Regions from separate parts of the Homo sapiens genome. Here region 2 is linked to region 1. Evidence: chromatin loops called from intact Hi-C (ENCODE). Cell type or tissue: GM12878. All regions are shown on one strand. Each heading gives the region's core, and the rest is flanking DNA. Links, peaks and the distances in the headings are about the cores only.

The links. A loop is a pair of places that touch in the nucleus more often than their neighbours do. Peaks named below come from ENCODE experiments on the same cell type or tissue, not always from the same donor. Only the 100,000 strongest peaks of a DNase experiment are listed, where the experiment ranks them.
Region 2: a loop joins it to region 1, with 2.3 times the contacts of the local background. A loop is called at or near these places in 6 of 110 quality-filtered maps.

The regions. Positions count from the first base shown.
Region 1 is chr4:48,493,992-48,505,376 of GRCh38, reverse strand. It overlaps FRYL (FRY like transcription coactivator), which reads left to right. Exons shown (of 64, transcript NM_015030.2): 61 at 2,532-2,549; 62 at 3,644-3,754; 63 at 5,157-5,347; 64 at 5,697-8,020. The coding sequence ends at 5,955. It overlaps ZAR1 (zygote arrest 1), which reads right to left. Exons shown (of 4, transcript NM_175619.3): 4 at 10,988-11,276. The coding sequence ends at 11,133. Among named protein-coding and RNA genes, the nearest start is that of ZAR1, 9.4 kb to the right of the region's middle. In GM12878, for the core only: no CTCF peak of the experiment used is centred there; a DNase peak (open chromatin) is centred at 5,486; H3K4me3 peaks cover 326 bases; H3K27ac peaks cover 893 bases.
Region 2 is chr4:48,442,700-48,454,084 of GRCh38, reverse strand. No RefSeq gene overlaps it. Among named protein-coding and RNA genes, the nearest start is that of SLC10A4, 35 kb to the left of the region's middle. In GM12878, for the core only: no CTCF peak of the experiment used is centred there; no DNase peak of the experiment used is centred there.

The DNA of each region.
Region 1 (11,385 bases), core at 2,273-10,272:
ATAATGAAAAATTCACTTTAATAAAAATGAACGACCAGCTTGTGACTGAAGCTTAATAACATCCAATAGATAAGCTTGATGGATATCTGGACAGTCCAGGTCGGCTTTTAAGTTGCATGTGCCTCTTAAAGAAAAATTTGTCCCATGTTAGTATTCTGCTATTCTGTTAGATAAATTGGTCAAGAAAGCAAACCTAAGAATAATGTGATATAATATATCCATGTTAAAGGTAAAATTAGAATTGGATAAATTATAATGTTTTTCTTTAATATAAGGCTCAGTGAAAACAACAGCATTATATTTTCTTAGAAAGGTGCACATACATAAACACATACATTGTAGTAAGTGAGGATAAGTTAGGGCCTACAAATTATTCCAATGGAAGTGTAGCTTCACAGGGGAAAATACATTCATCAACTGAAATTTATTTCCATTTGACATCAGAATTCCAGTCTTTTATATTCTACCTTTGGTTATATTATTACAGATTTCTAGTGTCTGTAAAGGTTATACTATTATTAGGTTATACTATTTATTATAGTAAAAAATTGAAGTTCTGCAAAAACTGCAGTGTTGAGAAAATAATAGTATACTCGCTAAGTGTTAACTATTTGCCAGCCTCTATAGTTTCTTTATCCTTACAACTCAGGCAAGTAGTTGCTCTAATTATCCTGGTTTTGAAGATGAGGAAACTGAGGTTCAGAGATGCTAATTTATCTAAAATCAGCAAATAGTGAAACCAAGATTGAAACCTAGGCAGGCTGACTCCAAATCCTGCACTAATGTTAAAAAGAAACTGCTAAGTCATCTATGTAAAGAAATGAAGATAAGGAATTAACCCTAGACCAGAATCCTTTGGTTCTAATTCTGTCTGTCTTTGCCACTGTTTAACTGCATCACTTCGGCAAGTAATGTAACCTTTTTTCCTACAAAAACTAGGTGTTTATATTAAGTGATTTTTTTATATCCCCTCTACCTTGAAGAAAATTATATCCATCTTAAGATCAAGTCAGTTAACATAGCTTGAGGTTTTCTACGAAGTGGAAACTGAACATTTAACACTTTCATTTATATTTCAGCTCACCTTTCATATTCAACTGTTTTGAGGGTGGAAGACGCTTTTTATGCAATTTGATCTGTCCTTGTGTACCAGTCTTGTCTTTTGCATAATAAGCAGTCAAATATTTGTTAGATGAATAAAAGAATGTGCAAATTTTAATATACTTTAAAATGTGCATATATATACACACACACACACTCATCCACAAAAACTGCACTGTTTTAGCATATTTAGAGTAATTGCTGGTAATTCAGAGCTGTAAAATTCATTACATTTGTGTTATTTCCTACGATCATAAACTTTATCAGCAGTTTATGTTCCATTACATCCCAAAGTAGAGGCTATACATATATGCTTGTAGAATCAGTTCTACTTTATTTGTGCTAATAGAAGTGAGGAAAGGTATTTAAAATTCAAATTGTTAATTTCCATATGAAATAAACTGTATGAACTAAACCCTCAGAAATTTAGATATGGAATATGCTTGACCTTGGATTGTGCTCAACTGATGTTTATTGGATGAGCATCCACATAATTTATGGTAAGCAGCATGGAGCTAAAGTTCACCTTTGCTTATTTAGCAAATCCCTTCTAAATTGATAGGAATAAACTTTATGAAAAACAGTCCTTCACAGGAAACTATTTAGAAAAGCAGGCTTAAGAATGACTTTTAGAAGATACATTTACGGTGTAACAATTGTTGTTTTAGTTAGAAGTCATTCTCCTCGTAAGAGACCAGATCCAAGTTGCTGTACATGTTTTCATATAGTTTTTAAGATGGTTCATAAATTTTTACTCTGTGTTTTACATACATTATGTTGATTCAAACCTAGTCGGGTTAAGTTTCTGAAACTTACTGAAGTATATTTGGAATGCAATTTAGAACATGCATCTGCTTTTGATATTCCACCCTGTGGCTCAGCACCAGTTATGGCAAAGTAGGACCTAATTAGACAGTAAAGGATAGGAAGCCTGGAATGAGCCACCCTAGAGATAATCTTTTGATGGTGATGGATAAGTATTTATTATGTACGATTATAAGCCAATTCTTTTCTGAGAAGTAACAGTAATTAATTTGTTTCTTATTTTCTAATCATAAGTTTTCCAGTTTACAAATGGAAGTTTTATTACAGTTGGGTTTTGGTTTTTTTTTTTTTAAACCTGGATAGCCAGATTTACCAAGATCACAATAGTTCAGTTTTATTCATTGTAGCTTTTACACAGAAATAAGTCATAGCCTAAATGTAATTTATTATTTGGCAAAGTGTTTAAAAACACCCTGAATCGTTGCAGTAAATGTCTAAAAAGTTTTATTCTGGAAATAACTTTGTATAATTTTCTTTGGGGTATAAATATATGTTCTTCAGTTTACCTGGAACATCTGTGACCCTAGTTAAAATGATTTCTTACACTAATTCTTGGTCTTTTTCTTCCTTTGTATTTTTTGTGACCTGATCACCTTCTTGCTTAGCAAATGGAAATACTAGCAGTAAGTGACCTGTCTTGATTTATAGACTACTCACCCTTGCCAGACAAACTGGTTTTCATCTGCCATTTGTCCATTTGTGACCCAGCAATGTTTTCTCGTGGACTACTTTACAAGTAGTATGTGCTTCAGTTTTGCAAAGCCCTAATCCATGAAATGTTGGTTCTTTTAAAATAGTGAGATGTTAAAATACATAAAATTAGCAGTCACCTTTTTCTTAAACATATCTCCTCTTAAATTTCTTAATTTAAAAAATCAAAGTGCACAACTTTTTTTTTTTTTTTTGAGATGGAGTCTTGCTCTGTTGCCCAGGCTTGGAGGGCAGTGGCATGATCTCGGCTCACTGCAACCTCTGCCTCCCAGGTTCAAGCGATTCTCCTGCCTCAGCTTCCCCAGTAGCTGGGATTACATACACCCACCACCATGCCCAGCTAATTATTTTTTGTATTTTTAGTAGAGACGGGGTTTCACCACATTGGCCAGGCTGGTTTCAAACTCCTGAGCTCAAGTGATCTGCCCACCTCGGCCTCCCAAAGTGCTAGGATTACAGGTGTGAGCCACCGTGCTCGGCCCACGTTGTTAATTTCATAGTTTCATTTCAATGAGATTACCAAGTGGTTTTCTTTAGAAAAATGACCTCACTTTAAAAGACAGCTTTTCTTACTTTTTAGGTAAGAGGTTATCCGGTTTCACTTTGCTTTATCAAGCATTTGTTGATAAATGCAGTGAGATCTACATCTCAATGAGGGCAAAAGTCTTTGCATTTGTAGATTATTTTAATTATGAATTTAAAGTTTTAAATTCTAATGAATCCTTTTTAAAGTATCCTATTAATTGCCTGCTGAAACAGTCTATTTGTAGAATGTGAAAATGTGCTTAACATTAAAACTGAATTATGTAACCAGCAGTGATATTTGTTTTTATTTTAATCTTAGTCTTTAAAGCATATTTCACGTGCCTTTCATCAGCTTCATACCATATTAACTTCCTTACTGCAGAAAAATAAACGACAAGACAATTTTAACTATAAATTTCCATTGGAAATATGCTGTCTAGAAAATAACACCTAAATTTAATGTAATGTTATTTATTTCTAGGAATTGGAGCTCTGCCGAAGATTATACAAATTGCATTTTCAATTGCTGCTTCTGTTCCAGGCCTACTGTAAACTTATCAACCAAGTAAATACGATAAAAAATGAAGCAGAGGTAAATATTCAGTTGTATTAGGCATCAGTAACTGATTCTAAAAAAATTTTAAAATAAAATCTATTACTTGTTAAAATAGCTTAAGTCAAAAGTCACTTAGAGTGAGTCTTTTTTCTTTTAGTTAAGGAATAATTTGTTTTTTAATGATGTGCTATGTCAGGACCTATGAGTAAATAAGACAGCAGATATCCAGCAGTTGTAAAAGGTTCAAGACCTTAAAGGTTTCCATAGTAGACACAGATCATCTATAATCAAAAGTCAAGTAAAAGCCAGGGATGGTGGCACATACCTATAGTCCTAGTTACTCGAGAGTCTGAGCTGGGATGATGACTTGAGCCCAGGAGTTAGAAGCTGTAGTGAGCTGTGATTGCAGCACTGCACTCCAGCATAGGTGACAGAGCAAGACCCTGTCTCAGAAAATCAAAATAGTCAAACAAAGCACATCAGTTCAATAAAGACATAAAACTGTATCATCAACCCCCCTCCCTCAACATGTTGTTCGTATTTCTATAGCTTTTTTTTTTTTTTTTTTTTTTTGAGGCAGAGTCTCCTTCTTTTGCCCAGGCTGCGGTGCAATGGCATGATCTCAACTCACTGCAACTTCCACCTCCTGGGTTCAAGCAGTTCTCCTGCCTCAGCCTCCCAAGCAGCTGGGACTACCAGTGTGCACCACCACACCCAGCTAACCTTTTTGTATTTTTAGTAGAGACGGGGTTTCACCATGTTGGCCAGGCTGGTCTCAAACTCCTGACCTCAGGTGACCCACTGCCTTGGCCTGCCAAAGTGCTGGGATTACAGGCATAAGCCACCGTGCCCAGCCCACATTGTTACAGTTTTATTAGTGCACACAAGAAAAAACATGTTAAAAAACACTTTGAATGTTGAAAATCAATACATAGCCTCAAAGATGCTAACTTTAGTCTTTTCCCCCCCTTGTCATCTGCTGGTAATAAAACTATCACTGGGGAAATGATTTAATTTCTTAGTCATTAAATCTGTAAAAAGAAATATACATGTATTTATTTTTTATATAAAAATACCCTGGGGTAAATAATCTTTTAAAATCTAAAGACTTTACTGTTATATAGTTTTCATGATCCCCCATAACAGTAAATGTACTTTTACTATCCAAAATGTAGTAATATTAAAACCAATATAGACATTTATTACAACTTGTTGCTTTATCAAGAACATTTAATTTCAAGACTACTATTTGGTGGAATTTATTTGCTCCTACAGAATGGAGTACTTGAAATATTAACTGCCCTTTCTTCCAAGACAAACATTTTAAAATAATCTTTAAGAGCAACAATGCTACTGCCATCAGGTATATTCTTGTAGCCAACTAAATGTTTTTGTTACCAAACATACGAATAGATCCTTAAAGATGTATTTGTTTTAGGTCATCAACATGTCAGAGGAACTTGCCCAACTGGAAAGTATCCTCAAAGAAGCTGAGTCCGCTTCCGAAAACGAAGAAATTGACATTTCCAAAGCTGCACAAACTACTATAGAAACTGCCATTCATTCTTTAATTGAAACTTTGAAAAATAAAGAATTTATATCAGCTGTAGCACAAGTCAAAGCTTTCAGGTAAAACGTGACGGGATTTAAAGGTGATGCCTTTAAATTAGACAGGAAGTTTAGTAATACTAGGTTTTCATTTTCAATTTGCTGTTTCCATATCATGTCTTTGTGAAAGAAAAACATGAGTATTTTTAACAGTTGCCACTGAAATGATACCAATTTTAGATTTCTTTTCACTTTCAGATGGTACTTTGAAAGTGAATTCAGGTGGTACTTTGAGTAATATTTGCTCAAATATTAAAACAGATCATGTTATTCACAAGGAAATGTTGTTGTTACAGGTATTTAACTTAAATTGAGTTAGTCTTAACTATTGCCTAAGTCTCAGAACTGAAAAACTATTGTGTATTTTCAGATCTCTCTGGCCCAGTGATATCTTTGGCAGTTGTGAAGATGACCCTGTACAGACACTGTTACATATATATTTCCATCATCAGACGCTGGGCCAGACAGGAAGCTTTGCAGTTATAGGCTCTAACCTGGACATGTCAGAAGCCAACTACAAACTGATGGAACTTAATCTGGAAATAAGAGAGTCTCTACGCATGGTGCAATCATACCAACTTCTAGCACAGGCCAAACCAATGGGAAATATGGTGAGCACTGGATTCTGAGACACTTCAGGCCTTTAGGAAAGAAACTAAACTGAAGATGATGAAGAATATTAACCAAGCACCTTTTATGGACCCTTGCATTCACTGATAACTTTCTGGCAGCATCTACTTTTTAGTGTAACTAATGTCAAACTGTATCATCAAAAACAAAGATCTGAAAGAAAAAAACATCTGATATTTTAACAGCTGCCAATATCTCCCACAATAACTGCGTGAAGAAGGAATTTTTTAATTACTTAACCTACGTGAAAAGAAAAGGGCTAAAAGTGATGCCTACAAATACATTACTTTCTGGGGAAAGAAAAGAATTCCAAGAATGTTTGCAATAATGGCCTCCAATACTGAAACAACCAAAAGCAGGTGAAATGAGGCTGAAATCAAGGCTGTTTCATTTTAGCTGAAGACCTGCAAAGCTGCTTGGATTTCTAGCAGTTGAAAACCTAACCTGCAATTGATGCTTAATCATCCATCCACATGAACATGCAGTCAGCTATACGCATCAAGACTCGTTTGCAAAAACCATTGATTTTTCAGTATGTGGGATAAGGGTTTGGGTTTTTTTGTTTTTTGGTCTGTATAAGGAATTATGTGTGTGTGAGTTGGGATGTATGGATATGTGATAGTCATATTTTCAAGGTATGGATGTTTGGTGATAACGTCTCAGAGCATGCCTAAAAGAGCACTGCAAGATTATTTTTGAAGAAATGTTATTTTATTAGATCTAACTCTTCATAGTATGTAAATGTTAGAACATTTTAATAATATTTTAAAACTGGGCTTTCCCAGTATTTCAAAAAGAAATAATATATCTGTTAACGTTATTGGAATGCTGCTCAGTTCTCTGATCAGTGCTTATGTTATGATTGTTGATAACTAACCAAAGTAGATGCCTGCAGAGACTTTAAAATGTAAAATAAAGATGTATGCTGCCTGTCAGCTATTCTCATTAGAAAAGTTTTAACTTATTTTACTCCATATAGAAACTGTAGAGACTAAAACCAGTTATTTTCTTGTACATTTGTGCCATGCACTGTTGTTATACAAGAATAGGTGTACAAAGCTAAAGAAAAATTGTGGTCATTGATGATGGAATATATGACTTGCAGGCTTTGAAGTCTGCAGAATTCAAGAAAAGAGCTGCAAATGCATTTTTGTATCTTTATTCAGGACTCACATGCTTTACCCTAAAGAAACCTGGGGCTAGGGGAAATGAAAGGAAGCCTGAAGACTGACTACCAAAACATGCAATATACTTATTCACTGTCTAAGTCTGTAGTATAACATGAACTGGAGTCTCTATCCTTTTCTAAAATCGCATTTTGTAAGAAAAGAAAGAAAAAAAAAAAAAAAGAATGTAGTCCCACAACTCCTGATTTGAAAGAAACACCTTGTATTTTTTATATACATCTCTTATCCACTGTGACTTTTCTTTTAAACTGGGCTCTGTGATTCCAGAGTTTAGAATGTAGAAATGAAATGCTTAGCTTTACCTTTTCTTGGGGGGTGTGGACCCTGCCAGAAATGTAATTACGTATGCTCAAGTGCATTAATTGAAGGCACTGTGCACACCATTGGACTGCTGACCACAGTTAAACATTTCCAGTAAAATTTCGTAACTGGTCACAGCTCATTCATAATCACTGTATTTTTTGACCCTGATAAAGACAATTATTTTGATGGTGTTCTGGTACTGTAATTGGTATCCTTTAAATTATTTAAAACTTTTGGGTGTGGGGCAGGCAGAGAGGGATGGTGTCCAGAGATACATCACACTTTACATCCTATCTTACTGTCCTCTGTTTTTCTTACCCTCCTTACATCCTTTTTGTTAAAAATAAAAAGCATTGTAGCTGTTGGTTTGTGTTGTATTTTAACAAAGAATGAATGATTACAGTGTGCATCATTTAGAAACCTTTCAAATGTTACCTTCTTGAATTGCCCTAGAAAAGAACAAAATTAGTTGACTACCCAACCAAACCTTTCAGTTGATATTTGCTTTTTGTGTTTATTTATATGTAACTAAGTCTATTAATATAATAAAAATGAATATACCTGCAGCAAGCAAGATGCAAACAAATTCATTAGGATGGCCTTCTGCAACAGCATTTTCCTCCAACCTACACTTCTCTGCTCCTCAGCCTCTGAATCCCAAGTTAGCATTTATTAACAAATATATACCAATGCTTAATTTATTACCTGATTTAGTTCCATTTGGAGCCCAGTTTTTGCTACATACAGCCTTTTTCTTTTGCCCACTAAATTTATCATTTTTAAATAGTACGCTTATAAGACAACAGCAAAAGCAGCAATCCGGCAGTTTCTTCATGCTGCTTCTAAAACAAAACCACAGGATTTCTTATTTTAAAATATATTTTCTACTTTTAGTGATGTAAAATAGAGGGTGTGGCAAAACACATAACCTCCCTTAAATTTAGGAAATCATTACATGCTTTCTTGGAAAAGACTCAAGGGCAGAGTAAGGTTCCTCATCCAGGCCTGTGAGTGAATACTGCTCACATAAAACACCAGGATAACCTAAACAAAAGGAGAAAGACGACAGTATGAAAATCCATTTATTGGTATTTTATAGCATTTTTTCCCTAATTTTTCAAAGTAATCCATGGTTCCTTTAGAAAATAAAGGAAATATGAAGAAAACTACAGTTACTTCTCTTGATACCCAGAGACATCTTGGAGTATTTCCTTCTAACCTCTCAACTTAAAATCTATTCACATCTTTTAGTTTTTGGATTGTACACATAGAGTTTGGCAGTGCCTTTTCATTGCTTGAATGTAATCATAACTTGAATGGCATGTTTTTGTGCCACTTTGTTGAATATCTGCATGCCCACCCACCCTAGGTAAAACAGTCTGATCCTCACTTTCCTCAACTGAAAAATAGGGTTAGCTGCTAAGTTAGGAAAATTAATGGCAAGCAATATTAAAGAACAATGTAACCATATTAATAGCCAGTGAAAATTTCTTTCTTAGGACTCAATGTAGGTACATTTATGTAATTCACTCATTCATTGAGCAAATACTATTGATCACATCATTATGTATCACTTGCATGCCACAGTACAAATAATAGGTTTCCTACCCCTGTACCTACCCCCAACCAAATCAACAGGAACATGTTCGAACCAGTAAAAAACACATCGCCTTTACCCACACCAGTTCTTGTCATTTCTCTCTAGCCTTGCCACCACTTTATCAGGTCCCTGTGAGTCTCCTTATCTACAGGTATCCACTGTACAGCTGGAGTGATTTTTTAATCTATATGCCACCATGCCCCACTATCCCCACCATACCTTTAAAACCTTTTAGTGCAGCCTGGCAAAGTGCCTGTAGTCCCAGCCACTTGAGAGGCTGAGCCAGGAGGATGGATCACTTGAGCCCAGGAGCTTGAGGCCATGGTGTTCCCTGATAATGCCTGTGAGTAGCCCCTGCACTCCAGTAGAGACCATCCTCCTAATGAAGGCCTAAAACACCCTTCCAGTCTGGCGCTGCTAGATTCACCTGGCATGTCATGTCCTCCAAAGTATTCTCACACTGTGGCCTCCCCCTGGTTGTTTTCTACCACAGGGCTTTTGCAGATTGTTGTTAACCTAATCTGGAAATTTTCCCCTCTCCATTTTTGCCTCATTCGACTCATTTGAACTGGAGCTTAGCTGAGGTATCGTTCTTTTAAGCAGGGCTTCCCTGATCTCCCTAAGTCAGGTCCCTTACTGCAGAGGCACATAAGCAGATCACAGGTCAGAACCTCAGTTTTACATTTATATAAAAACTAGTGGCCATCTGCCCACTCTACTGGAAGCTCCATGAGATGCCACCTCTTCTCTACCGAGCACAGGTGCTCATGCTTCAATTCTATTAGCAACAGCTGGGGCGCCTATTAAATGTAGGTAGGACAGGTGCCCAGTAATCTGCATTTTACACGCACCATCTCTGTCCACATTGATGCAGGTGGGCCTTTCCCCTTGAGATACGGATTCTATGGAGGCCTCAAACTCACTTTGGTCCCTTTTAACAAGTGTCCAAGATGTTAAGACTTAGTCCTATGGCCTAAGGTAGTAAGGGGTTCACTTAAGTGGGATGTTTGTTAGAGAATTGGAGGCATAATTAGCACATGGTTCCAATTATATGGTTTCTGTAATTAAACCAATACTACAACTTTAATTTCATCAGATGCACCTGAGGCTCTAAACTCAGTCCCATCCTCAACTAGGAACATTCTGGCAGTGGGGCCTCAGTGTTGTCATGAGAAGCTACTAGACGCAGTTAGAGTCTGGCATCCCGACTAGCACTAAGTCAGTGAAGACAAAAGCTAAGGCCTACACCTCTAACTTGACATCTTTAAGTGCATTTTAGGAGGCCTACTTTAAAAAAAGAAGAAAAAAAAAAGGCTTTGAAGAAACACAAAGTCTACTTGATAGGTTATTCAGTGTCTTAAAAGCAGCTAGCTGCCCACAGCCACCCTGTTCCAAGCCCCACTTTTGCCACATTTGTGAAACTGACTAGTGAGCCAGGTTAGTTTTCCCAGCCTCCCTCCACCTAGTAGCTTACCTCCTAAGGTCACCTGGACACTAAAGCCTTTACCTACCCCATCACCGCCACTCAGCATTCTTACTCAACGTTAACCTCCAACGGTCTCATGCAACCAATAAATGGCTCTGCCTCCACCTCTCCCAAAAGAATGCCTTAATGTTACAGCTAGGCAGCTTTTTTTTTTTGAGATGGAGTCTCACTCTGTCACCCAGGCTGGAGTGCAGTGGCGCGATCGCTAGGCGGCTTTTTATTCAGTTAACTTCCTTCTAAGCTTCAGTCCTCCAGACCTGCCTAAATAAGTAGACCTCGTCTACAAGCACCCCCCTAAATTGTTTTCCAAGTGGCTGCAGCCTAACTCAGAGCCTGGCCCACTCTATGCCATCAGCAAGCATTCATAAAGGTGAAGTGACAGGCCCAGACTGTTAGCACAAGACAAGCGCTCTTGAAACTTTATTTTCAAAGACAGATTTTATGCAATGTATAAATCGTGTTGCAATACCTTTATTTGAAGGCTTTTTCAGAATACACTGCCTTTCATGAAGTATTTTGAGAAGGGAGAGGTGGAGGAGAGGCACGGAAAAGCTCACTCGTCTACTCCATCAGCGCATGCACAGCAACACTGACTTTCACCTAAATGATGTATTTGAAGCTGAAAGTGCTGTCACAGGACAGGCGTTTGCCTTTGCATCTACCGCACAAATCTTGACGGTGGGGCCGTTTAGGGTCCACGTGGCGAAGTTTTACTGGGCAGGAACATCTCGTTTGTTTACAACTCTGGGGGAAAAAAATACAGAAGGGCATGCAGAAGATAAACCCTTAGTGATTTCCTAGGACTTCAACATTTTTCTAGTCCATTCAAGTACTTAATGAATGTGCTCTAAGC
Region 2 (11,385 bases), core at 2,255-10,254, 51 kb after region 1:
TAATGGAAAATTCTCCATGAGTTTCGCTTTTGTTTGGAAATTTTGGAAAACAACATTTTTTCTTCATTCAGAGAAACCATGGACTTTACTGCCCTTTACTAGCCACTTTCTTTTCTTTTCACTCCATATACCTTTCCAGGGAGACCATATCACCACCAGGGCTTCAAGTACCAAATATATGCAGTTACCTCCCTAGCCTACATTTGCAGCCTTGATATATTTCGTGGGTCTAGGCTCTTACATACAATGTACACCTTAAGCTTGGCATCCCCGAAGCTCAGCGGAATATCTTCTTCCCAAAGCACTCATGTTCTTTCCTGCATTCATTCATTCATTAGTTCACTCATTAAATAGCTATTGGGCTCCAGGTACTTCACTAGGCACCATAAAAGAATCATGAGCAAGAATCACATGGTTCCTGCCTTGACAAAGCGTATTATGGTCTAATGAAGTACATGCATGAGGAAAGAACATTTCCAGAATAGAAGAATAGGAGCTCGTGAGTTCCCAGGCTGAAAAGGCCTGTTGAGGGCCTGGAGCAGCATATTTCTATTTATTTGTAATAGTTTTTAGTTTTTAAAATAGTTTTAGGTTCACAGCAAAACTGAGTGGAAGGTACAGAGATTTCCCATACATCCTCTGCCCCACACAGGAATAGCCTCCCCCATTATCAACATCCCCCACCAGAGTGGGGGATGTTGCAATTCACGAACATACATTGGCAGATCATTATCACCCAAAGTCCACAGTTGACATTAGGGTTCACTCTTGGTGTTGCATAGTCTATAGGTTTGGATAAATGCATAACGACATGTGTACACCATCATGGTATCATACAGAGTATTTTTACTGTCCTAATAATCCTCTGTCTTCCGCCTATTCATCCTTCCCTATCCCTAACTCCTAGGAGCAATTGAGATTTTTGCTGTCTCCATATTTTTTGTTTTTTTTTTTTTTCCAGAATATCATATAGTTTAACTCACGCAGTATGTAGCTGTTTCAGATTAATTTTTTCTTTCAGTAATATGCCTTTAATTTTTCTGTTTATCTTTTCACACTTGACAGCCCATTTCTTTTTAGCACTGAATAATATTTCATTATCTGGGCATATTTGTTCATTCACCTACAGAAGGACATCTTGGTTGCTTCCAAGTTTTGGCAATTATGAATAAAGCTGCTATAAGCATCCAAGTGCAGGTTTTTGTGTGTAGATACGTTTTCAACACATTTCAGTAAATATTGAAAAGCCCAATTGCTGGATCATATGGTAAGAGTATGTTTAGCTTTGTAAGTGGCTACCAAACTGTCTTCCAAAATGGCTGTAGCATTTTTCATTCCCAACAGCAATGAATGAAAGTTCCTGTTACTCCACACCTTTGTCAGCATTTGATGTTGTCAGTGTTCTGCATCTTGGCCCTTCTCATGTGTGTAGCGGTATCTCATTGTTTTAATTTGCATTTCCCTGGTGACATATGATATGGGATGTATATTCATATACTTATTTGACACCTGCGTATCTTCTTTTGTGAGGTATCTGTTAAGGTCTTTGTCCCATTTTTTAATTGGGTTATTTCCCTATCATTATTACTATTATTATTGTTGTTGTTGTTGTTTTCCCATCTTTCATTTTACAGAGGGTACATGTGCAGGGTTGTTACATGGTTAAATTACAGGTCAGGAGGTTTGGTGTACAGACTACTCTCCTCCCACCCTCCACTCTCAAGTAGAACTAGTATCCGTTGTTCCCTTCTTTGTGTCCATGTGTACTCAATGTTTAGTCCTCACTTATACAAGAGAACATGTAGCATTTGGTTTTCTGTTTCTGTGTTAATTTGCTTAGGATAATGGCCTCCAGCTGCATTTACATTGCTGCAAAGGACATGATTTCATTCTCCTTTATGGCTGCATAGTATTCCACTGTGTATATATACCACATTTTCTTTATCTAGTCATCTGTTCATGGACACTTAGGTTGATTCCATGTCTTTGCTTTTGTGAATAGTCCCATGATGAACATAGATCTGCATGTATCTTTATGGTAGAACGCTTTATATTCCTTTGGGTACATACCTCACAATGGGATTGCTGGGTCGAATGGTAGTTCTGTTTTACATTCTTTGAGAAATCTCTAAAATGCTTTCCACAGTGACTGAACTAGTTTCCATTCCCACCAGCAGTGTGTGTTCCCTTTTCTCCACAACCTTACCAGCATCTGTTAATTTTTGACTTTTTATAATAGCCATTCTGACTGGTGGGAGGTGGTATCTCATTGTGGTTTTGATTTGCATTTCCCTAATGATTAGTGATGTTAAGCATTTTTTTCATATGTTTGTTGGCTGTGTGTATGTCTTCTTTTGAGAAGTGTCTGTTCATGTCCTTTGCCCGTTTATTAAATGGGATTATTTTTGTTTAATAATTTATTTAAGTTCCTTATAGATTCTGGATATTAGACCATTTTCAGATGCATAGTTTGAAAATATTTTCTCCCATTCTGTAGGTTGTCTCTTTACTCTGCTGATAGTTTCTTTTACTGGGCAGAAACTCTTTAGTTTAACTAGGTCTCACGTGTCAATTTTTGTTTTTGTTGCAATTACTTTTACAGTCTTTGTCATGAAATCTTTGCCAGGGCTCATATCCAGAATGGTATTTCCAGAACAGCACATTTTAAAAAAGACCTTAACAACAACAACAAATGTGTGTGTGTGTGTGTGTGTGTGCGTGTGTAAAATGATGAAATATCAAAACACTTGAGACACACACACAAAAATCCTTTTCATTTCCCCAGAAAGAGTGGGCAAAGAGCCGCATTCAAAGCAACAGTAATAGAATGACAAAAAGACTTTCAGTACCAACCTAAAATATTTGAAGACCATGGGGTAATACCCTCAACATTCTGAGGAGCTATTATTTTTGGGAGAGAATACTGTATCCTCTGAACCGTCACTTATATGAATTATGTATGAGTCAGGTTCTCCACAGAAACAGAACCAACAGGATGCATGTATAAATATCTATGAGATTTAAGGAACTGTCTCACACAATTAAGGAGGCCAGCATGTCCAAAATCTGCAGGGTTGGCCTGTAGACTGGAGACCCAGGGAAGAGCTAATGCTGCAGTTCAGGTGTGAAAGGCATCCACTGACCGAATTCCCTTTTGCTCAGGGCAGGCCAGTCTTGTTCTATCCAGGCCTTGAAATGATTGGATGAGGTCCACCCACACTATGAAGGGCAACCTGCTTTGCTCAAAATTCATCTATGTAAATGTTAATCTCATCCCAACATCCTCGCAGAAATATTCAGAATAATTTTTGACACATATCTGGGCTCTGCGGCCCAGCCAAGTTGCCACATAAAATTAACCATCACAATGGTTAATATTTTTAAACTTTCAAGGAAGTTTAAAATATAATATTTATATACATTTTATATATTTATAAATTTATATTGTAGTTATAATAAATTTATTATATTATAAATCTGTTATATAATATATATTTATATTATAAATATGTTATATATAATTTATATTATAAATATATACTTATAAATTTATTGTAACTATCATATATCATATTTTATGTATTTATATTATATATAAATAAAACATTGTATATTATATAGTACATGAATATATATTTTATTTATATATTTTTATTATATATAAATATATCCTCTGAACTATCAATTATGAAGTGTGTATTAGTCAGGTAATATATTTATATTATAATAAACATATTTATTATAATATAATAAGTAAATATAAAAAAATTATTACCTGACTAATACACTCATACATAATTGTGTATTTAATATTTTAATATAAGTATAAATCATTATATATTTGCTATATTTAATATATAAATATATATTTACTATATTATTTAATATATTAATTATATATTAATTACATATTAATATATAATAAATATATAACATATTAATATATAAATATATGTTATATTAATTATAATTAATATATAACAAATTTGTATATATTTATACATTTATATTTATAATAAATATATAATATTTATGTATAATTTAAAAATATAATGTAATCTTAAACTTTCAAGGAAGGCTTCAAAAGTTTACCTCTCATGCATCCTTTCCTATGAGCCACTTAGGAAGCTTCAGCAAAACAAGGGAGTAAACCAATAAAGAAAAAACACAGATCCAGGGAAAGGTTCTAACACAGGTAAGTTTCAGGACAACATCTACCTAGCAGGCCTAGGAAACCACCCAGGAAGATGGAAGTAGCAGTCGGCCCCAGAGTGGGGAGGAAAGGCAGGGAGGACGGTCCCATGCTTTCTTGGTCTTCTCTGGGAGTCTTTAGGGGACGGTGTTAAAGCACAGGCTCTGGAGCCGGACTTCCTGGATTTCAATCCTGGCTTCACGATTTTGTAGCTAGGTGATACTGGGCAAGTGACTCAACCTCCCCGTGGTTCAGTTTCTTCACGTGTAAAATGAGGGAACTCATTTTTTAGACTATGTGTTGCTTGGAGGTATGGTGGCTCCATGATAGTTAGGATGAACTATGTTATGTTGTATTCAGCAACGACCCCCAAAACTCAGGGGCTTAAAACCACAAAGATATTTTCCTTTCTCCTTCTATATGTCCCTGTGGTTGGATGGAGGGCTTCACGTTTTTTCACTCAAGCGAGCACGCTGAGGGAAAGCACGCTGAGGGAGGCTCCACCACCTGGAATGACAGTGTTTGCGGAGGGAAGGAAAGGTCAGGAGTCACATACCAGCCCCTGAAGCCTTCTGCCTAGAAATGACATGTCATTTCTGCTCACGTTCCATTGGCTGAAGGAAGAGAATGGCCAGGGATGTTAAATCCTACCTCACGCTCAGGCGGAAGAGAACCAGAGTCTTGGTGGATGGACACTCTAACCACAGACCGGTAATCCCTCCCACCACAAAGAAGGGACCATGGCTCTAAAGAAGTGGAGTGGAGCCACTTGGAGGGAGGAACAAATGGATTCTAGAGGCGGGAGTAAGGAAAAGGACAGCAGAGGGGAAGAGAGCAATGAGTCTAGGGACAGCGTGTTTTGGATTTGAGAGGGAACAGAGCAATGAGAGAGTTCCTGTGAGGAGTGGGAACATGAGAGTGTGAGAGAGGTCTGAGTGGATTTGTGGGAACTCTTGTTAGGTATTGTGGCCCATAAACCTCTGTGATGGCTCCTTAAGAAACATTAACAGACTTTTGTCACTTTTCAATGCTTTTTAGAATCAGTTTTATGTTTTTTCCAGATGGAACGCCAGGCTAAGACAAGCCTCAAGGTAGCCTATACACGTGAGTTACCATGAGGACCCAAGAAACTTGCCAAACACTTGGCACTTGAAGCCGGCTTCCCTGGACTCAGTCCCCAGAGCCTCTTCCCCCTTCACCTCCTCTGCTGACAGGGGTTCTTTGGTAGGAGGTGGAGAAGTTCAAATAACACATATTTTTATATTTAAGTATTTTTAGTTTATCTAATCCTATTTAATTATATCTTCAGATATTTATAGCTCATTTAGCAAACTCCTAATAGTCAACTTATTCTTCAAATATAGTCTTTTCAAAGTATTTTTATGGGAATTAGGTTCTGGTTTCATTTTTTGAAAAAATATTTTTTAAATAAACATTTCATTTGGGAATAATTTAGACTTACAGAATAATTGCAAAGATAGTTCCCATAGTTCAGAGAGTTCCCATATACCCTATATTCACTTTCCCCTAATGTTAACATCTTACATGAATTAGTATTCTATGTTTGTCTCAACTAATGAACCAACGTTGATATACTTTTATCAACTAAATTTCACAGTTGATTCAGATTTCCTTAATTTTTATCTAATGTTCTTTTTCTGTTCCAGGATCACGCCCAAGACACTGCATTACATTTACTTGTCATATATCCTTTTATTTTGATAAATATGCAAATCTCACACTGATTCACTTGTACTGAAAATAGAACAAATTTAATTCAGAGCAAGCTGAGGGAAGGATTTAAAATACTCCAAGTGTAAATTAGTTCAACCATTGTGGAAACCAGTGTGGCAATTCCTCAAAGAGCTAAAAACAGAACCACCATTCCATCCAGCAATCCCATTTCTGGGTATATACCCAAAGGAATAGAAATCATTCTACCATAAAGACACAAGCACATGAATGTTTGTTGTAGCACTATTCACAGTAGCAAAGACATGGAATCAACCTAAATGCCCATCAATGACAGACTGGATAAAGAAAATGTGGTACCTATATACCATGGAATACTGTGAAGCCATAAAAATGACCGAAACCATGTCTTTTGTGGGAACATGGATGGAGCTAGAGGCCATCATCCTTTGCAAAAGAACGCAGGAACAGAAAACCAAATACCGCATGTTCTCATGTATAAGTGTGAGCTAAATGATGAGAACACATGGACACAAAGAGGGGAACAACAGACACTGGGGCCTACTAGAGGGTGAAGAATGGGAGGAGGAAGTAGATCAGGAAAAATAACTACTGGGTACAAGGCCTGGTACATAAGTGATGAAATAATCTGTACAACAAACCCCCATGACACAAGTTTACAAATACAACAAATCTTCATATGTACCCCTGAACTTAAAACAAAAGATTAAAACAAATGAACAAACAAATGGAATCAATCCACTTGATGAATGGATAAACAAAATGTGGCATATCCATACCATGGAATATTATTCAGCCATAAAAATGAATAAAGCACTGATAAAGGCTACAACATGGATGAACCTGGAATATGTTATGTTAGGTGAAAGAAGCCAGACACAGAAGGTCACATATTGTATGGTTCCACTTATATGAAATGTCTAGAATTGGCAAATTCATAGAGACAGAAAGCAGATTAGTGATTGCCAGAGCTGGGGGGAGGGGAAATTGGGGAGTGACTCCTATTGAGTATGGGTTTCTTTTGGGGGTGATGAAAATGTTCTGGAATTAGGTAGTCACGATGGTTGCACAACCTTGTGAATACACTACAAACCTCTGAGTTGGATACTTTCAAAAGATAAATTTTATGGTATATGAATTATATCCCAATTAAAGTTAATTTTAAGTCTAAGCTCATGATTATGGTATTTCTGACTTCATAAAAAAAAAACTGATAACTCAGTGTGGGTGGAGTAGGCCTTTATATGGTTTTTCACTTGTTTTTTATTGCTCTTAAGAATATTTGGTTGAACTATGCTAGTGTGAATATGCTTTAAGCACTGGACTAATGCAAAAGACTTCTGTAGAAGACATTGGAACAGTGAATCATTCTATCAACATTTATGATCATCTATTATAGGTCATGCTCTATGCTGGGCATAAGAAACAAAAAGATGAGAATACATGAATTCTTTTAGTGCTCATAGTCTAATGCAAAAGATGAGCACGTAATTATGGTGCAGAACAAGGGCTGAAGGAGAGGCATGAACAAAATGCTGGGCTCAGAAAATGAAGTGGCACCCAAGGATTCCTTAGGAAGATATGAAATCAGCATACAGGACTGGTTGAGCTTTTCAAGACCTTAGAGTTAAAAAACAAACTTCAAAGAGCTCACCTGGAAGGGCTGAAAAAGCTGGTGCTGGGAAGGGTAGTGGGGGTGGGAGAGGGGGATGTGGGGATGGTTAATGGGTACAAAAAGTAGTTAGAAATAGTGAATAAGGGCCAAGTGCGGTGGCTCACGCCTGTAATCCCAGCACTTTGGGAGGCCAAAGAAGGTGGATCACTTGAGGTCAGGAGTTTGAGACCATCCTGGCCAACATAGTGAAACCCCGTCTCTACTAAAAATACAAAAATTAGCTGGGCATGGTGGCATGCACTTGTAGTCCCAGTTACAGGGAGGCTGAGGCAGGAGAATCACTTGAACCTGGGAGGTGGAGGTTGCAGTGAGCCGACATTGCCCTACTGCTCTATGGCCTGGGCGACAGAGCGAGACTGTCTCAAAAGTAAAAAAAAAAAAAGTGAATAAGACCTAGAATTGATAGCACAACAGGGTGACTATAATCAATAATAATTTAATTGTACATTTAAAAATAACTAAGAGTATAATTGGATTGTAACACAAAGGATAAGTGCTTGAGGGGATATCCCATTTATTATGATTACTACACATTGCATCCCTGTATCAAAGTATTTAATGTGCCCCAGAAATATATACACCTACTACATGCCCACAAAAATTAAAAAATTAAAAATTAAAATAAAAAAAGGTAAAAATAAAATAATAAATAAAACACTCCAAGAGAAATCAAGATCTCCCCCTAGTGTTTAGATAAATAATAGCACTTTGACTTTCCAACGTTGTGCTAACGCTGAAGAACAAATCTTCGATTTAAAAAAATTTTTTTGAATAGGAGTGGTGAGAGAGGGCATCCCTGTCTTGTGCCAGTTTTCAAAGGGAATGCTTCCAGTTTTTGCCCATTCAGTATGATATTGGCTGTGGGTTTGTCATAGATAGCTCTTATTATTTTGAGATACGTCCTATCAATACCTAATTTATTAAGAGTTTTTAGCATGAAGCGTTGTTGAATTTTGTCAAAGGCCTTTTCTGAATCTATTGAGATAACCATATGGTTTTTGTCATTGGTTCTGTTTATATGCTGGATTACATTTATTGATTTGCATATGTTGAACCAGCCTTGCATCCCAAGGATGAAGCCCACTTGATCATGGTGGATAAGCTTTGTGATGTGCTGCTGGATTCGGTTTGCCAGTATTTTATTGAAGATTTTTGCATCGATGTTCATGAGGAATATTGGTCTAAAATTCTCTTTTTTTGTTGTGTCTCTGCCAGGCTTTGGTATCAGGATGATGCTGGCCTCATAAAATGACTTAGGGAGGATTCCCTCTTTTTCTATTGATTGGAATAGTTTCAGAAGGAATGGTACCAGCTCCTCCTTGTACCTCTGGTAGAATTCGGCTGTGAATCCATCTGGTCCTGGACTTTTTTTGGTTGGTAAGCTATTAATTATTGCCTCAATTTCGGAGCCTGTTATTGGTCTATTCAGAGATTCAACTTCTTCCTGGTTTAGGTTGTTGGAGTTCTGCCCAGGGCAATCAGGCAGGAGAAGGAAATAAAAGGTATTCAATTAGGAAAAGAGGAAGTCAAATTGTCCCTGTTTGCAGATGACATGATTGTGTATCTAGAAAACCCCATCGTCTCAGCCCAAAATCTCCTTAAGCTGATAGGCAACTTCAGCAAAGTCTCAGGATACAAAATCAATGTGCAAAAATCACAAGCATTCTTATACACCAATAACAGACAAACAGAGAGCCAAATCATGAGTGAACTCCCATTCACAATTGCTTCAAAGAGAATAAAATACCTAGGAATCCAACTTACAAGGGATGTGAAGGACCTCTTCAGGGAGAACTACAAACCACTGCTCAATGAAATAAAAGAGGATACAAAGAAATGGAAGAACATTCCATGCTCATGGGTAGGAAGAATCAATATCATGAAAATGGCCATACTGCCCAAGGTAATTTATAGATTCAATGCCATCCCCATCAAGCCACCAATGACTTTCTTCACAGAATTGGAAAAAACTACTTTAAAGTTCATATGGAACCAAAAAAGAGCCCACATCGCCAAGTCAATCCTAAGCCAAAAGAACAAAGCTGGAGGCATCACGCTACCTGACTTCAAACTATACTACAAGGCTACAGTAACCAAAACAGCATGGTACTGGTACCAAAACAGAGATATAGACCAATGGAACAGAACAGAGCCCTCAGAAATAATGCTGCATATCTACAACTATCTCATCTTTGACAAACCTGACAAAAACAAGAAATCGGGCAAGGATTCCCTATTTAATAAATGGTGCTGGGAAAACTGGCTAGCCATATGTAGAAAGCTGAAACTGGATCCCTTCCTTACACCTTATACAAAAATTAATTCAAGATGGATTAAAGACTTAAATGTTAGACCTAAAACCATAAAAACCCTAGAAGAAAACCTAGGCAAGACCATTCAGGACATACGCATGGGCAAGGACTTCATGTCTAAAACACCAAAAGCAATGGCAACAAAAGCCAAAATTGACAAATGGGATCTAATGAAACTAAAGAGCTTCTGCACAGCAAAAGAAACTACCATCAGAGTCAACAGGCAACCTACAGAATGGGAGAAAATTTTTGCAATCTACTCATCTGACAAAGGGCTAATATCCAGAATCTACAATGAACTCAAACAAATTTACAAGAAAAAAACAAACAACCCCATCAAAAAGTGGGTGAAGGATATGAACAGACACTTCTCAAAAGAAGACATTTATGCAGACAAAAGACACATGAAAAAATGCTCATCATCACTGGCCATCAGATAAATGCATATCAAAACCACAATGAGATACCATCTCACACCAGTTAGAATGGTGATCATTAAAAAGTCGGGAAACAACAGGTGCTAGAGAGGATGTGGAGAAATAGGAACACTTTTACACTGTTGGTGGGACTGTAAGCTAGTTCAACCATTGTGGAAGTCAGTGTGGCGATTCCTCAGGGATCTAGAACTAGAAATACCATTTGACCCAGCCATCCCATTACTGGGTATAAACCCAAAGGATTATAAATCATGCTGCTATAAAGACACATGCACACGTATGTTTATTGTGGCACTATTCACAATAGCAAAGACTTGGAACCAAGCCAAATGTCCAACAATGATAGACTGGATTAAGAAAATGTGGCACATATACACCATGGAATACTATGCAGCCATAAAAAATGATGAGTTCATGTCCTTTGTAGGGACATGGATGAAGCTGGAAACCATCATTCTCAGCAAACTACCGCAAGGACAAAAAACCAAACACCGCATGTTCTCACTCATAGGTGGGAATTGAACAATGAGAACGCATGGACACAGGAAGGGGAACATCACACACCGGGGCCTGTTGTGGGGTGGGGGGAGTGGGAAGGGATAGCATTAGGCGATATACCTAATGTTAAATGAAGAGTTAATGGGTGCAGCACACCAGCATGGCACATGTATACATATGTAACTAACCTGCACGTTGTGCACATGTACCCTAAAACTTAAAGTATAATAAAAAATAATAATAAAAAATAAAAATAAAAAAAATTTTTTTTGGAAATAAACATCTCGGTTTCAATATCACCAACAGAAAGGGTAGACACAGTCAATTACTAACAAAAATGGCAAACAAATTCAATAGTAAAATGCCCTTGAAGAGAGAGATGGAATCTCAGACCTGGGAGGTGTTTATGTAAAAAAACCTGTGGAGCTGGAGTGCATTGATTAGGATTAAGGAATCTAAAAGATAAGGTATTCAATCTCCATAGATATTAATATTCAAAATGGCTATCTATTAGTTTCGATGAGCAGTATAGTTCGCGATACTTCCCCCCTCCCACTT